4 separate regions of the Homo sapiens genome follow, and all the other regions are linked to region 1. Evidence: chromatin contacts called from ENCODE Hi-C or POLR2A ChIA-PET data. All regions are on one chromosome and are shown on one strand. The core of a region is the stretch at or near the end of the contact, and the rest is flanking DNA. Distances in the headings are between cores, read along the strand shown.

Region 1 (4,109 bases), core at 979-3,478:
GGTCCCAGATCCCACTTCCTCATGGTACTCATACTTTTCATGCAGCCTGTCCCTTTTGTGCACATCAGTTGGCTGGTGAACAAGGCTACATCAGACTTATTTTTCAAGGACCTCTAGACTAACAGACCATTGTCTTGCAGGACTACATTATAAATTTATAAGCTAAGTGAGTTGGGTTTTCGAACCTGTTGTCCACGTCACAGTTTTTCTGCTCTGGTCATTTGCATTAAGATGAAGAATTTTTTAAAACATTTATAATAAATAGTAGCAATTTCTGAGCAAAAATCTGGGAAACTCAAGCAAAGGAATTTCTGAAAGTATCAGTCTTCTGAATTCTGAGTTTTGAAAATATATTTTGAGGAGAAAAAGACATAGTCTAATTTGATGCCTTCCTTTTAGTGTTTTTGAATCACCTATCCTCAGTGCTGAAATTGTTTTGTATAACTGAGGGTACTGTTGGTTCAAACTATGTTAGTTTACAGTTTGTTGCAAACATTGTAAAATACAGCGACATGTATATTAACTTTTTTCTATTTATCTTTATTATAGAAAATACCTTAGAATGTTCTTGATAGAGTAGCATGGTAACGATGGTGTCACACCCTTGGTGTGAATGGTAGCTTAGTGAGCAACCTAGCTCAAGGATTTGCAAAGTTAGGAAGAAGGACGAGAGAGCCTCTCTCCCCACCCCAATCTAAATATGGAATTTGGTAAATTAGAATACTTTGTAATTTGTAAGACCAAATTCATACTAATTACCCGCGTGAAAGGTGTTTGTTTTTAACAACATTGAAGATAATCAGGAAAGATTTTTTCTTAATGTTTCTCTCGAGCGTAGTACTATAACAAAAACTTAATGCTAAGAAACATTTTATATGCTCCTTTGGATATGCAATTTAATCTAGATTATCTATTTTTCTCCCATGATAACTAATCTGTTTTTAGTATCAGCAGCATTTGGCAAGTTTATTTTTTGGATATAAACTGTGGTTCATCTGTTCACTGTTTCTAGAAAAAAATCATTGCCATAAGAAAAAGTATAAATTAGCAAGAAAGGAGAGTGACTTGATTTGCTTTTGGAAAAAGAAATGCTTAATTAATTATTCTGTATTTGGCCTTATTCGGGCATTAGGAAATCTAGAGATCTAAAGGGTTGAATGACAATAGTGCCCCCGTTTTTAGCAGACCAGCCTTAACTCTGGGTTTGAATCCTAAGGAGATTGCCACAGTGAGACTTAAGGAAATGTTTGGTTGGCAGATGAGCACCAATGACTGCAGCGTGGAGTGACGCACTGCATGGTCTGTTTATTCTCTAATTCCAATATGTCTTTTGCTTCCAGAAGCAAGAAAAGTTTCTTCTCTCCCCTCCTTCCCACCCTTTTTTCAAAGGCACCACAAGTATAGACAGTTGCACTACATCAAATCTTTTTTTGACACTTGTAGAAACCAGTACACTTTTAGATTAGACAGTATCTTCTTTTAATATTTTGATTTGTTTTCCTTTAGTTTGAAAAGTTGTATAATACTTAACTGACTGTAGCAAAGTTTTATATGTGGTAGCATACCTTTAATTTATCCTATTACAAAACTGTTCTGAATTTTCTTTTGGTTTTTAAAAAACAAAACTTGTTGCTTAGAAGCCATGAATTATTTTATTTTACTTCAACTGTCGAAACTTCCTTGTTTTAAAAAATGATCATTTGGGTTCACTCAGGAAATGCATGTCAGGAAACTTGTATTATAAGTTTATTAGTTGTGATGTATCAGTAACTGCTGTTACCCCTTTTTCAAAGAAATGTAATTGATTTTGAAGTTTTCTAGATTGTCACATGCTTTGTGACTAATGCAAGAAAGCAAGTCCTGTGTTGTATTTGTTCTAGTCATTTTTATTCAGGCTATATATTGTAGCTTAATTTTTATTTGCAATTAATTTATTTAAACTAAGTAAATACTTTTCAAAATACATAATTGAATTCGTCTCTGTGAGTTCATTTTTGCATAATCGAGAATGAGAAACCAGAAGTGAAAACTGTGAACAACTCTATTCCACACTCCAAAAATACTCATTTGAAATAGATGAAGAGTTTGCATTTAATGTAACACTTTAAAGTATCTGGTTCTTTTTTAAAAGCATCTCTTACTAATAAAGGAACTTTGTTAGTGGTTGAATAATTGAGGCCTTTTCTAAGTTAAGCCTTGCTAGGGAGTTGGCACCTGTAAGTTGCATGTTAGACTATTTAAATAGTGGCTTCGTAACCATAAAAGTTGCACGTCCTTCCCAAAGTTGCCTGCATTTTCTTCTAACAGGTAAAAACAATCTCTTCTAACAGGGAAAAACCTGGCTCATTTTCTATCAAATTCAAGTTTTAAAAATTCAGGCAATTTAAATGATCAGTTGGGTGTTTGCTGTTCAAGCAGAACTGTTATTTTGTCATGGCCTAATAGAACACTTTTACTTAGTTGTATTAAGGGAATGTCAGTATTCTGGCCAAGGAGGAGAAAAAGTTGTATTTAGGTCTTCTAAATGCATTCTCAAGAAAGATAATCTTTATGGCTTAACTCTTTTATCAAAGTAATCTTTATATTTAAATGCTACTTAATTTGTTCAAGGAATTAAATTTCCCTTTATCTAAAATGTTAGGGTAATGAAGCAAGACATGAAGGGAAGCCATTCAGACATCAGAGTTCTTTTACTAGGTTATCCTCTTGCAACCTTCTTTGCTTACTTCCCTCATGTAAAAGTCTTCTAGTACATGTAAAGCAGGGTAGGAATAAATAATAATGTAAGTATGTAATTACTTCTTCTTTTTTTTTTTTTTTTTGAGACGGAGTCTCACTCTGTCGCCAGGCTGGAGTGCAGTGGCGTGATCTCGGCTCACTGCAAGCTCCACCTTCCGGGTTCACGCCATTCTCCTGCCTCAGCCTCCCAAGTAGCTGGGATAACAAGCGCCCGCCACCATGCCCAGCTAGTTTTTGTATTTTTAGTAGAGACAGGGTTTCACCATGTTGGTCAGGATGCTCTCGATCTCCTGACCTTGTGATCCGCCCACTTTGGCCTCCCAAAGTGCTAGGATTAATTACTTCTAACATTTGAGTGTCCCACTTCACTCTTCCCGTCTGACCCAGACTGAGGGCACTGGTGAAAGTCCACTTATTATGTCTCTAAGGTTATAAGCTCAACATAACTCTAACACTTTGGCCCTTCGTTGCAATGGATCATCTTGTGCTACCACTTCTTTTTTTGTTTAAGACAGGGTCTTGCTCTGTTGCCGAGGCTGGACTGCAGTGGTGCAATCACAGCTCACCACAGCCTCAACCTCCCAGGCTCAAGCAATTCTTCCACCTCTACCTCCTGAGTAGCTGGGACTACAGATACACACCACCATTCCTGGCTAATTTTTTTCATTTTCAGTAGAGACGCCGTCTGACTAGATTTCCCAGGCTGGTCTCAAACTCCTGCTCTTAAGCAATCCTCCTGCCTCAGCCTCCCAAAGTGCTTGGATTACAGGTGTTGAGCCACCACACCCTGCTGTGCTACCACACTTTAGAGACCACTGGTTAATAAACCTATGTTCCATTCCCTTCTCTGTTTTCTCTAAGCACTGCCCTATAGCAAATCAGAACAGCAAAACTCTGCATCACTGAACTCTGTTATTCTGTCTGTCACCCCCACTTTCAGAATTACTCTTATATAAGTATTCTTTAATGTTTTATCCTCAAATTTTATCTACTTTTTTTTTTTTTTTTTTTTTTGAGACGGAGTTTCATTCTGTCGCCCAGGCTGGAGGGTAGTGGTGTGATCTCGGCTCACTGCAACCTCTGCCTCCCGGCTTCAAGCAATTCTCCCTGCCTCAGCCTCCCCAAGTAGCTAGGATTACAGGTGCCGGCCACCACACCTGGCTAATTTTTGTATTTTTAGTAGAGACGGGGTTTTGCCATGTTGGCTAGGCTGGTCTCGAACTCCTGGACCCAAGTGATCCACCCACCTCGGCCTCCTAAAGTGCTGGATTTACAAGCGTGAGCCACCACGCCCGGCCTCTGCTTTCTTAAAACAGATTTTTGTATACCCACTGTGTGCCAAGCCCTGTCCTAAACCGGGTGATATAGCA
Region 2 (4,109 bases), core at 913-3,412, 900 kb before region 1:
AGCTACTCTGGAGACTGAGGCAGGAGGATCGCTGAAGCCTAGGAGTTCGGGGATGCAGTGAGCTAGGATCCCAACACTGCACTCCAGTCTGGGCAAAAGAGCAAGACCCAGACTTTAAAAAAAAAAAAAAAAAAAAAAAGCTGTGATCCCCTTAAAAGTCCTAATAGGCCACCACTATCTGCCCTTTTGGCAAGAACTTTTGGTCTCCCTCATGAGTGGTTTTTTTTTGTTGTTGTTTGTTTGTTTTTAAATACGGATGTCCTAGATTTTTGTTGTTTTAAGTGAACAATCTCTCTCTTAAGTGCAGACAGCCATCACATTTTCCAGAAGGAGAAATGGAAACAGTTGGAAAGGCAAGTCACTTTGCCCAGGGTTTGCTGTTTTTCACAACCTCAGCAATGAGGAGCTTTGCCTCAATAACTCAAGACAAAATATATTAATAACTCCAAGGCTCAGAATCCAAAATCATCAGAAATCTGGAGAAGGAGCCAGCTGGACTCCTCACTCAACTGAACCTGGTTAGATCAGTAAATGCCTCCGGGCTGCAGTTTCCCCATTTGTGAACTTTGGGCTAATGGAGAAACCAGGAGAGACCAAGGTTTTGGATAAGTCACAGAAAGGATACTACATCATCTCAAAGGATGAAATGCAACTTCTAAGAATTGCAAAAAGCAGGCAAAACTAAGTGAAGATGCTTCTCTCCCTCCCCTCTAGAACTCACACTTTCGCACAAAGAAAGGCCTTTGAAACACAGCACTCTGCCGTGGTCTTTACTGGGGTGGACAGCAACCTGTCCCAAGCCCCAAGCCCTCAGGAGAGGCATATTTCTGGGCAATATGTCTCACTCAACTAACCCCAGCCCTATTATCCGTGGGTCCACTGATAACTGCAGAAAATTGCCAGCTTCCTTCGCAGCCAAGGACTGTAACAGAGAAGGCCATAGATTGCAAGCCGGATGACCCAAGAGGCAAAACTTAACCAATGCTCCCAGAAGCTTTTAGGCACCATGTGGGAGAAAATGAGGCGAAGCCACTGGGGCGTGGTCGGAACATTTTTACCGGGGAGAGCAGCGCGAGAGTATAAGGAGTAAAGAACAGGCGGGGCGGCTGGCTCTTCCCTAACAAACGCCCACCTAACGGTGGGGACTGGTTCTTGCTCAAAGATGCGGCCCTGCTCTTTCGATTGTGCGGTGCGCCCCAGCTGTTTGCAAAGGTGTGGTCAGCACGCAAAAACTCCAGACGTCATTTTGATATTTTTAAAACGTTAAACGCCACCAGCAGCCAGCTAAGAATTAACTCTTAGGAGTGTATAAGCATATGGGTGTATGAACTGGAGGGCATCCGAGAACTGGCGTCTCCCACTGGGCCCTGGGAGAGGTGGAGAGTGTTACCTGGCCAGGTCGAGGAAAGAGTCCACCGTCTCTTTGGGGACAGGAGGAGGCCCCGAGTCCTCCAGCCCCAGGTCGCTGGACTGAAGGGTCTGCGCACCGGATCCTGGCTTGATGATGAACGCCAAGGCCACGGCGAGCGCCGAGGCACTCAGTGTGGTGAGGCCAAAGTAGGCGACAGCGATGCCGCCCAGACGCCCGAGGCAGCTGGCATCGAGCGAGGCGGCGCCCGACACCAGGCTGCAGACCACCAGCGGCAGGATGATCATGCGCAGCATGCGGAGCAGCATCTCGCCGGGGAAGGCCAGGTAGGTGACCTGCGTGCGGCTCAGGCTGAGCCCGCGCAACGCCGCGCCCAGGCCCGCGCCCGCCAGCACCCCGGACACGGTGAGCAGCACCAGCGCTTGGCGCCGCAGGAAGCCCGCGCAACGCCGTGCGCGTCCCGCCGCGGTCCCCGGAGCTCCGGGCCCGGCCGCAGGCCCCGCCTGAGCGCTGTCAAGGTAGCCGTTGGTCTCGTTGCTCTTCTCCATGGCGCTACACGCCGCTCCGAGCTAGAGGTGGCAGGGGACGTGGGCTCTGGCAAAAGACGGGGTTCCCAATGAATGGGTCGGTCGGCCAGTTGTGCTCCGCAGGTTCTGGGAAGCCGCCCCGGGGGTCTCCGGGCCTGGCGCAGGAGCAGGTGCGAGAAAGGCGAGGAGAGGCGCAGAGTGCGGGTTGGAGCCGCGGGCGGAGAGGATCGCGCCCAGCCTCCCTGGAGCAGCCGCCGGCTGGAGATGATGCAAACGGGAGCCGCGAACGCGGACGCAGACGGGGAAGTAGGAGGGCGCGCCAGCGGCCCCAGCCCGCTCACTTCACGCCCGCCGTCCCGCCCCCTGTGGCGCTGGCCAATCACAGCCCGGGAGCCGCCGCCGGGAGCCGCCGCCGGGAGCCTCTGGTCCCCACCCGTGTCGCGGGTGCCGCAGGGGGCGGCCGGGCGGGAGGCTCCACCCGAGGCCGCGGGGGCGCGGGCGGCGCCGGCCAATCCTGGCGCCAATAGCCGCCTACCCGCCCGGCTAACGGAGGCCGGCTCCGGGCGACCGCGGGGAAGTGCGGGCTGAAGGACCGCCCGGGCTCCTTGGCACCTGCCGGGCCCTCTCCCGCGGCCGGGATCTGAGTCCTCGGGGCCAGAGGGCCCGGGAGAACTTAGAACGCAGCGGCGTTCCTCCTCCTGAGGACTGTGGGAGGGGAGGGAGGGGAGGGGAGAAGAGAGGAGGAGAGGGGAGGATCCCTCTCTCCCGGGTGGCGCTTTCGCCCCGCGCGGCCCGCGCTCCTCTCCAGAGCTCGCCGGCCTCTCCCGCCAGGGGGCCGGGCGCGGTGAGGGGGCCCGGGGCGGTCCTGCCGTCGCGTCCCCTCCTGCGGAAGATCCCTTCTTCCAGGGGTCCTCAGGGGCTTGTGCGGTAAAGCACGCCATGGTGCCCAGCAAGGCCCCGGCCTTGAGACAAAGGACGGACCGGAGGATGGATGAATAAGGGGAGCCTTCGCACGCGCTCATTAGGGCTCTAACGCAGCCATACCGCTAGAGAAAGGGGGCTCGCTGTGCCACCAAACCCGGCGCCCCTGGGCCGCGGAACCGCGCGCACCGGGGCGCTCCTGGGCTTGTGTCCTGGGGCCATCAGGATGGGGCTGGGTCGCCCGCCAGGCAGCTGTCTGCGGTATGGGCGTTTAAGACGCAAAGCTCTTCTAGAAGAAACAGAGCTCTCACGCCACCACTTCCAGTTGGTTTCTGCCACGTAACCAAAGCTGAAACACAAGCCACTGGATTTTAACCTCTTCCGTTCCCAGGCCTGAGCCCTGGCGAGAAAACAGCGCAGACGGCGGTTTGGCCATCCTGAACGGTTCCTTATTGTTCACGTTCTATGGATTTCCTGTTTATTTCATCTTTTATTTGATATCTGCTTTGGCCACGCGAGTTACAAGGGAAACTTCTGCTGAGTCTTTTTACTGTATCACAGTTATTATATTTTTATATTTTTTTATTCTGCTTGTGAATTGTTCTTTAAAGACTTCCGTGGGTGGTCTTTTGTTTTTTCTTTTTCCTTCCTTCCTTCCTTCCTTCCTTCCTTCCTTCCTTCCTTCCTTCCTCCCCCCCTCCCTCCCTCCCTCCCTTCCTTCCTTCTTTCCTTCTTTCCCTTTCTTTCCTTTCTTTCCTCTCTTTCTGGGACAAGGTCTCGCTATGTTGCCCAGGCTGGTCTCCCAGTTCCTGGGCTTATGGGATCCTCCTTGGTAGCTGGCACCACCCACTGTGCCAGGCAAGGGAAGACTTAATTGTGGCTAACCTCAATTAAGGAGGAAGGCAATTTACTATAGATTTCTTGCTATAAAGGAGTCATCTTAAAACATGTCATGACATATTTGTGCAAATCAAAATGCCTTCATAAGGAACTTTAAGGAGCTGTCCAAATTTTGAGACAGTGAGTATTTTATTGCTTGGAGCCAGCCAGCTATTGGCTAGAACTTGTAAGGATTGTGTGTGGGGGGGGGGGGGGTGGGCGGGGGAGGTAGTGTCAGATGAAGAGCTGCACATATTTATATCTGGCTTTCCAGAATGCAGTTCATTTCTCTATGTGCACTGAAGAAAGAGTAATTCCTACAGACACACACTGTGTTTTGCCAATCAGCCCTTCCCTTTGTTTTGACTACCACGTTTATGCAAAAGACTCTCAAATCATGCTCCAGAAATGAG
Region 3 (4,109 bases), core at 786-3,285, 840 kb before region 1:
GAAGTCTCCATTTTTACACAGAAGAATCTAGGCCTGCAAATAAACAGGTCAGTGAACTATCCACTAGGAAACTCACTGGAATACAAGAACATTTATTCATTACTCTAGAAACACCAAGAGATGGTGCCCCATGCATGGACAAGCAGGGACCACCTTGGTTCCACCTTCCTGCGGAACAGTCGTCTATCAGCTTGCATGGTATTCTTTCCTTAATGTGACATCTTCATATGAAAAAGCCCTTGTTTTCAGCAGCAACCCAGTTAGGTCTCTTTGGTTATTTTTGCATTGTGTACCTCCCATCACACGTTAGGGTTGGACAAAGATCCAGGAAGCCAGGCTTGGAAGAGAGGCTGTCTGAGTCTTGACCTACCTGCTGCTGCCTGGAGAGGCAGGGCTCCCCTACAACATCCAGCCTGCTCTCCTGGTTGACCAGCACTCCCTGGGAAAGGTTAGTGGCATACACACAGCCCTGGGCAGCAAAGTAGAGACTGAATTGAAACAGATACTAACTAAAATAAGACCTGCCCATTATTGTATCGATCTGTGCTTTTCAGCTTTTTAAAAACAATTTCTTCTTCAGATCGACATACAAGTCTCAAAGGTCATCCCTGACCCAAGGTTCTGATACATGAAGAAGCATCTCTCTTGTCTGTGTGTCCCCACTTGCCATGAGTATTTTTTTTTTTTTTGAGATGGAGTCTTGCTCTGTCACCAGGCTGGAGTGCAGTGGTGCGATCTCGGCTCACTGCAATCTCTGCCTCTCAGGTTCAAGCGATTCCCCTGCCTCAGCCTCTCGAGTAGCTGGGACTATAGGCGTGTGCCACCACACCCAGCTAATTTTTGTATTTTTAGTAGAGTCAGGGTTTCACCATGTTGGCCAGGATGATCTCACTCTCTTGACCTCGTGATCCACCCATCTTGGCCTCCCAAAGGGCTGGGATTATAGGCATGAGCCACTGCAACCAGCCAAGAGTATTTTATTGAATTTTACTTTCTATACTTTTGTCAGAAAATAAAAATTTCCAAATATAAAATTGTTATTATTTATAATTATTAATTATATTAAAATTGAATCTTCCTTTTAAAAACACTCATGTTCCTGTGAACCAGCAAGTACATCACTCCCTTGGGCTAGAGCCCCCAGTTGAGACTCGATGAACTCCAGCAGAGACTCTGACGAAGGAGTGACACAGTGTGTTGGGTCAGAGAGAAATGTGAAGCCCAGCAAACATATGTTCAAATCCAGATGCCACCATTCGGTGAACATGCACCCCGAGCAACTTTCCAGGGCTTACTTTCTTTGTCTATAAAATGGGAACAACAGGTACAGTACCATCTAGTCCATGGGGGTCACCAGAAGAAACTAGAAGATGTAACACACAAGGAACATTTAGAAGCAAGCATGTAACAAACACTCAGCAAATGGCGACTACATTATAACTTGTCCAGCCAAATAGATATGACCAGTGGTAACACGGAACTGAGAATTTTCACAATGTACTATTTTTACATCTTAATTTCTTTGGGCTTCTCTGCTTCCTCTTTTTAAAAAAGCTTACCACCCACTTGTTATTCTGGAGGGGGATGAACATAGATAAAAAGAGAGTTTAAGAACTCTTCATGGAAAGATAGCCAAACCACTAAAATACTATTTCAACAGAGGAGGTCACAGAATGGTGGAATGGTAGATCTGTAGGACTAAAGGAGACCTCAGATTTGTCACTCTTATCTGACTCATGAAACTGAGACCCAGAGAGGTGAAAGGGTGTGCTCGGTCCGGTAGCTGTGTTGCAGACTATGTGAATGGCACCTCTTGGTGTCATGCAATGCATAACAACCACCTGTGCAGCCTCATGGCCCTGCACAACCTCCTGACCACAGCGATGGAATAAAGTGGTCCAGTCAGGGGCATTTTCAGCCTCTGGGGATGTTGATATAGTAACTCCTCCTCTTTTCCCATACCCTGAAAAAATGCAGCCCAAGAAGCTGCCGATGCTCTTACAGCTGTGAGGGGAGGGGCTGCCCGAGGAGAGAGGTAACCTAGAGTTGAGAGATGGAGGAAGAGATACAGAATCTGGATGGCTATGCTCTGATCCTGTAATCCGACTATGCCTGAATGTGGATCTACCTTCCAAAGGTAGGGTGCTTTTCGTTTGTTTGAGCCATCTGGTGTCAGATGTTCTGTCACTTACTACCTTGTTATAATTAATAGAGGAGCTCAAAGAGCTATAAATATCTAAGGAGGAAGAGTTCAGGTTGCAAAGCCTTCCTAGACAAGGTTGCTTCAAAGGAAGGTCTGAAAGGAAGAATGGGAGGCAGGCAGGCTGCAAAGGGAGAGAAAATTCAGGGAAGGAGAAGACCAGGAACAGAGGCCTGAGATATGAGAGCCTGGTACTATGGACTGGATGCTTGTGGCTCCCCCCTTCCCCCTAATCGACTTGTTGAAGCCCAGTCCCCATTGTGATGGCATTAGGTGGTGTGGCCTCTGGAAAGTAATTAGGCCATGAGGGTGAATCCCTCATGAATGGGATTAGTGTCTTCATGAAAAGACAGGAGAGAGCTTGCTTTCTATCCTCTCTGCCATGTGAGGACACAACGAGAGAATGGTCATCTGCAAACGAGGAAGAGGTCCCTTACCAGAGCCGACCATGCTGGCGCCCTGATCTGACTTCCCGGCCTCTAGAACAGTGAGAAATAAATCTCTGTTGTCTAAGCCACCCAGTATATAGTCATTTATAACAGCACAGAGTGACTGAGACACCTGGGGTGGGGGTGTTTGGGGAATCATATTTAATTAAGCCTATTTGGTTAGAGTGTTGGATATCCAAAGCAGGTAACGGGGGTTAGGATTAAAGATGTAGGTTCCTACCAGTCTGTGAGTTTGTTCTTTTGTATTTTGGATAATAATTCAGCAAGAGAGGAGGGATGAGAATGAAAGGAGAGAACTGGTTGCGAGACTATTGGTAATTTTTGAAGTATGAGAGTCCATGGCTTCTAAGGTGACCAACTGTTCTGATTTGCCCGGGACTGAGGAATTTCCCAGGATGTGGGACTTTCAGTGCTAAAACTGAACAGTTCCATGCAAATGGGGATGATTGAACACCCTGAAACATCACCCAAACCATAAAGGAAGATATTGATAGATTTCATTCCATAAAAAATAACATGTGAATGAAAAAACAGAAAATAGTCTGAATGCATCTAAACTGTTTTTCTCTAGAAAAAAATTAAAATAAATGACTATCTCTTTGGGACTCAAGCCATTTAGTGACATTGCCCTTCATTTCCTGATTGCCAGTATCCAACCTCCTTGTGCCTGAACCCCATCAGTACTAGGAGCCCTGTCGCCTATGAATTCCCAAGTTCCTACATCTCACTTTAGCCAAAATCATCCATGTTTGCAGCACTCTCTTGCCTGTCATGGCCCTCCAACCTCCTGGAGCCCTCTGACTCCTCCATTGTTGCTCTTTCTTTCTTCTGTCTTCCTTCTCTAGCTAGTCAAGATCACCTAATCAGTCACTTCAAATAACTTGGTCGATATCATACCCTGTGGTCCTCTGCACTTGGCAAAATTCTGGACTCCAGATCAATTCCACGATCTATTCACCTTCTGCACAAAGGATGTGGAAAAACCGCAGATGAATTCTCAACTGCAGACCAATGCTTCTTTATATTCTTCTCTCCCACTTCCCACACAACTTTGAGCCCCTGCTCTACCACTGAACTAGCTGTGTGATTTGGGGCAAGTTGCTTCATCTCTCTGGGTCACTGTTTTCTCACCCAAAAAGTGAGATGTTGTAAGGAATAACTGAGTTAGTACGCATAAAATGCTAAGCACAGGCAATGGCATGTAATAAGCACCTCATAAATGCTGGCTTTTACTGATGCTAGGATTTTGAATGCACACTTAGAGGGGTTAAGTCAGTGTGTCAGGAAGTAGCAGGTCATAGCATTGTGATGTTTGGCAAATAAATGACACAGGACACTAAACTGTGCAAAATTTTACTTTTGCAAAGATTTAATTCCACATTTCACCAAAGATGATGCTTTGGTCATCAGTCAATGATGAAGGCATCATTGACTAATGATCCCTTATGATCATTAGTCAT
Region 4 (4,109 bases), core at 423-2,922, 630 kb before region 1:
TTTTTTTTTTTTTTTTGAGACGGAGTCTCGCTCTGTCACCCAGGCTGGAGTGCAGTGGCGGGATCTCGGCTCACTGCAAGCTCCGCCTCCCGGGTTCACGCCATTCTCCTGCCTCAGCCTCCCAAGTAGCTGGGACTACAGGCGCCCGCCACTACGCCCGGCTAATTTTTTTGTATTTTTAGTAGAGACGGGGTTTCACCGTTTTAGCCGGGATGGTCTCGATCTCCTGACCTCGTGATCCGCCCGCCTCGGCCTCCCAAAGTGCTGGGATTACAGGCGTGAGCCACCGCGCCCGGCCTATAGAATATTCTTAAAGCCTCCATTTATGAAGAAACAAAGAAAACAAGTCACTGCCTTCTTACCATCTTTCTCTTTTTTCTGTGAGTGACAAAGAATAAGGAGCAACTAACAGCTGCCAGCCGAAGCCTCTCACTTCTGTTCTGCAGTTAAAGTCTCAAAGTCTGGGGCTGCTGTGAGCGTGGAGTGGTGCGTGCAGAGAGCGGCCCGTGCAATGCATTGTGCTGGCCTTGCTGGAGCTGCCCATGCAAGGAGCAGCCGTGCCGCACGTAAGCTACTCATGCAGGGAGCAGCCATGCAGGAGCTCAAGCAGAGGGCAGCCCTTGCAGTGCTGTGGGCACCTTGTGGAATGCAGTGCAGAAATCAGCCAGTGCAGCATGCATGCCAGTCCGGGTCTTCCCCAACACTGCCCTTGGGGAAACCCACACCTATTCTTACAGGAATGGCAGCAGGGGGTCTGCCCAAACCAAATTTAAGTTAAAAACAAAACAAAGCAAAACAATTCCTAAAGTGCCCCAGCTTATCATCTAACAGGCAATGGAGTTTCTCAGCACTGCCTGAGGTTGTTTGTAATTGTAAACTAATAGTAGTAAGGGCAGAGGCCAGATGTTAGATAACCGAAGTCAGTGGTAGACCAGCTGGAGAGCCACGCTGGGCTTAGATTTTAACTCTTAAGTTGTCTTGCTGTCCACTCCACACCTAGATATAATATGAGCAGAAAACAAAGAATTTCAATTTTAGTTCTTCGGGAAAACATTAGCTTTTTATTTTAATACTTCAGAGTTTGTTGAAAAAACCGTTTTTGGCAGGTTGGTACAAGGAATAATACCATCTGTATTTGTATGGTGCCTTGCAGTTTGTAAGTGCTCTCATGAGCATTATCCTATTTAACACCCACAGCCACAACCACCTTGTGAGGTATTGTCTCCCATTTTACAAATGAGGAAACAGACTTCTGAGAGTTTACAGCTTGTCCAAGGGCATACAGCTAGTAGTCATTAGAGCCATCCTGCTCCAGTATTCCCTCCACCATGCAACCAGCACTTTGATAGCATCTAGCTTCCTGTCTTCCCTGTCATTCTCATATTTACACAGAAAATCACCGTCTAAAAATCTTCCTCAGTGGCCATTCCATGTTACTCACAATAAGAACATATGTACCGTCAAAGGGTAGCTTCTTGATTGACTTTGAAGTCAATAATTGAATAAAAGAGGAGCCTTGTTATTTCTTACTTAGAACCATGCTGAATGAACCTTAGGGACCATTTGGTTCAAATATGTGTATATATCTAAATCTAGAGTAAAGCCCTTCATAAGGAAAGTGAAACTCCAGTTAATTGCAAAGACTAGGGCCCACTTCCTCAAACTCAGACCATTGTGTTCTTTCTGTTAAAGTACACCTCCTTCAACAGAGGTACAGTTCTTGTCTCAAGAGCTAATTTGACTTGAGATTCTAGCAGATATTCCTGAGTATCTACTCTGTGCAAAGCCCTGTGTGGAACCAGCTCTGGAGGACTTTTGGATCTAGTGGGAGAGACTTAATCCAGGAGAAAATGCACCTAGTGCTAAGTCTTCAGCCATTTAAAAGACTAAGAATGTCATAGATAATCCAAATTTGGTCTTGGTCATCTGGAAACATTTATGAAGAAGCCCTTTCTTATATGTTCTTATATGACCTCCTATTTGTAGAAAAATAGCAACTGTGGCCACTTTGGAACTTTTGGAATAATGCCACCCATCCCTGAGAAGCTGAAGTATAAGATTAAAAGCAAATCAAACTGTGATTGTTAGCACCAAGTTTCTCTTTAGGTCTTGCCCCTAAAAGTTTTAACTTAGAAAATCCCATATTACTCATATCTTATTATAAAAGCTCTGCTAATAACTTTGAACTCCTTAAAATACATTTTCAAAGAGCTGATGGTGAGCAAGCCACATGTTTCATGGCCTTCCCTCAGCACTGATCAGCCGACAACCTGGAGAGCCTTTCTGAATGCACCCCTGATAATTTGGGCTGTCTCCAAGTCAAGATGAATTGATAGGGAATGCAAAATTGATCAGAATAATTACAAGTGCCATTATATGAAAGAGATCACTTTGCCAATGAACACTCACAGAATGCCTTTACAGACCTAATTTGCACCAGAATTAAGTTTGTCTTTCTCAATAGTTGCTTCCCAAACTAAACAAACTGCATTGTATAAGTGGGTCAGTTTTCACAGTACTCTGCTTGAAATATTCAGATATACACAAAGGCAGCTGGATTGTAAATTTCAAGGGCAAACTAGTCTCCAATAAAGCAGGTATGGGAGGAAGCTGTGTTACATTCTTAGAGGGATGAGTTTCTCTTTAACTTATAAAAACGCATTCAGTATCCTGCTTGCTTTGCGTGGATCATACTTAGCTTCCATTTTTGCCTTTTAGTCAACCTCTTTTCATTTACTCAGGTTTCTGCCTCTCAGTCAGCAGTATTTGGCTATAATCAGGTGATTTTGCCCTCAGTTAGTTCTCCAGGGCCTAAGAACTCAATAGTATCGAATGGTTTTGGGTAGGGTATTTTTTTTTTTTTTTTTTGAGACGGAGTTTCGCTCTTGTTGCCCAGGTGCATGCAATGGTGTGATCTCGGCTCACTGCAACCTCCACCTCCCGGTATCAAGCAATTCTCCTGCCTCAGCCTCCCGAGAAGCTGGGATTACAGGCACCCACCACCATGCCCAGCTAATTTTTGTATTTTTAGTAGAGATCAGGCTGGTCTCGAACTCCTGACCTCAGGTGATCTGCCTGCATTGGCCTCCCAAAGTGCTAGGATTACAGGCGTGAACCATGCGCCTGGCCAATTTTGGGTTAGTTTTTAAAAAATAAAGACACTCTATTGATAAAGGATTGTGCAGTACCTAACTACCATAATGTGTCTCACTGGCTTTAAATCAGGCCAGAGACAGAAGTAAAATATTATAAATAGTGCATACATGAACTTTGCCAAAGAAGGTTTGAGGATTCCACCTCCACTTACCATGTTTACCCCAAAATATTTTTTATTTCATTATAGTAGTGAAGATGACAGTTGAATTTCAGCAATAATTTTTTTTTTTTTTTTTTGGACGGAGTTTTGCTCTGTCGCCAGGCTGGAGTGCAGTGGCACGATCTTGGCTCACTGCAACCTCCGCCTCCCAGGTTCAAGTGATTCTCCTGCCTCAGCCTCCCGAGTGTCTGGGACTACAGGCACGTGCCACCATGCCCAGCTAATTTTTATATTTTTAGTAGCGACGGAGTTTCACCATGTTGGCCAGGATGGTCTAGATCTCTTGATTTCATGATCCGCCCACCTTGGCCTCCCAAAGTGCTAGGATTACATGCGTGAGCCACCGCACCCGGCCGGCAATAATCTTTTTATATTTGTAGCTTTTAATGAATTGTTCCAGTTTTCCCTTTTCCATGATAAATGGAGTGTGGTGAGGACAGGGAGGTTCATGAATTTTAGGACAATAATGTGTTTATTATTTATTGGGATTGAAATTTTCAGTTCATCACTTCAGCCCCCAAGTCTTTAGACAAAAACAGGCGTTGCATATATATTTGATTGAAAGCATCAGAAGCCTATGAAAGTAACTTAGTGGAAAATGGGGACTTACTGGCTTACAGGATCTAGGAAAGAATTGGGCCACCAAACTGTGGGAAGAGCAGTAATGCAACTGGCCTCAGTAGGGCCAGAATTATCTCCATCTTTCATCTCTGCCTCTTTCTGCATGTTTATTCCATTCCTTCTCAGAGCAGACATTTCTCCGTATGGCTGGAAACATGGCCACCAGCAATTT

The links. A loop is a pair of places that touch in the nucleus more often than their neighbours do. ChIA-PET counts read pairs that join two places held with the same protein, here RNA polymerase II (POLR2A). Pooled maps may share reads with other maps.
Region 2: a map with no recorded cell type shows a loop between it and region 1 (2.5-fold over the local background). The contact joins the promoter of SLC1A4 here to the enhancer-like site in region 1. A Hi-C loop is called at or near these places in 5 of 37 single-sample maps with no recorded cell type and 5 of 50 pooled maps. POLR2A ChIA-PET finds 5 or more read pairs at or near these places in 3 of 52 experiments (T-cell, activated T-cell and activated naive CD4-positive, alpha-beta T cell).
Region 3: a loop to region 1 is called in a pooled map, with 3 times the contacts of the local background. The contact joins the promoter of LINC02245 here to the enhancer-like site in region 1. A Hi-C loop is called at or near these places in 7 of 37 single-sample maps with no recorded cell type and 2 of 50 pooled maps. POLR2A ChIA-PET finds 5 or more read pairs at or near these places in 2 of 52 experiments (BJ and activated T-cell).
Region 4: a pooled map shows a loop between it and region 1 (2.4-fold over the local background). The contact joins two enhancer-like sites. A Hi-C loop is called at or near these places in 2 of 37 single-sample maps with no recorded cell type and 2 of 50 pooled maps. POLR2A ChIA-PET finds 5 or more read pairs at or near these places in 3 of 52 experiments (OCI-LY7, activated CD4-positive, alpha-beta T cell and naive thymus-derived CD4-positive, alpha-beta T cell).

What each region holds. Positions count from the first base shown.
Region 1 is chr2:64,090,715-64,094,823 of GRCh38, reverse strand. It overlaps PELI1 (pellino E3 ubiquitin protein ligase 1), which reads left to right. Exons shown (of 7, transcript NM_020651.4): 7 at 1-2,172. The coding sequence ends at 122. Among named protein-coding and RNA genes, the nearest start is that of PELI1, 52 kb to the left of the region's middle. Within about 2 kb of position 2,228, at least 3 of the 41 ENCODE cell types and tissues checked have a DNase peak (open chromatin) inside an H3K27ac peak, as active enhancers do; they include OCI-LY7, where a contact is called at or near this core.
Region 2 is chr2:64,987,452-64,991,560 of GRCh38, reverse strand. SLC1A4 (solute carrier family 1 member 4) reads right to left here and starts at 2,162. Exons shown (of 8, transcript NM_003038.5): 1 at 1,391-2,162. The coding sequence starts at 1,917. RefSeq lists silencers at 1,763-1,942, 2,153-2,852 and an enhancer at 1,576-2,160.
Region 3 is chr2:64,930,373-64,934,481 of GRCh38, reverse strand. It overlaps LINC02245 (long intergenic non-protein coding RNA 2245), which reads left to right and starts at 2,035. Exons shown (of 3, transcript NR_036586.1): 1 at 2,035-2,137. RefSeq lists enhancers at 1,221-1,370, 1,411-1,480, 1,521-1,660.
Region 4 is chr2:64,724,739-64,728,847 of GRCh38, reverse strand. No RefSeq gene overlaps it. Among named protein-coding and RNA genes, the nearest start is that of SERTAD2, 73 kb to the right of the region's middle. Within about 2 kb of position 1,672, at least 7 of the 41 ENCODE cell types and tissues checked have a DNase peak (open chromatin) inside an H3K27ac peak, as active enhancers do; they include OCI-LY7, where a contact is called at or near this core.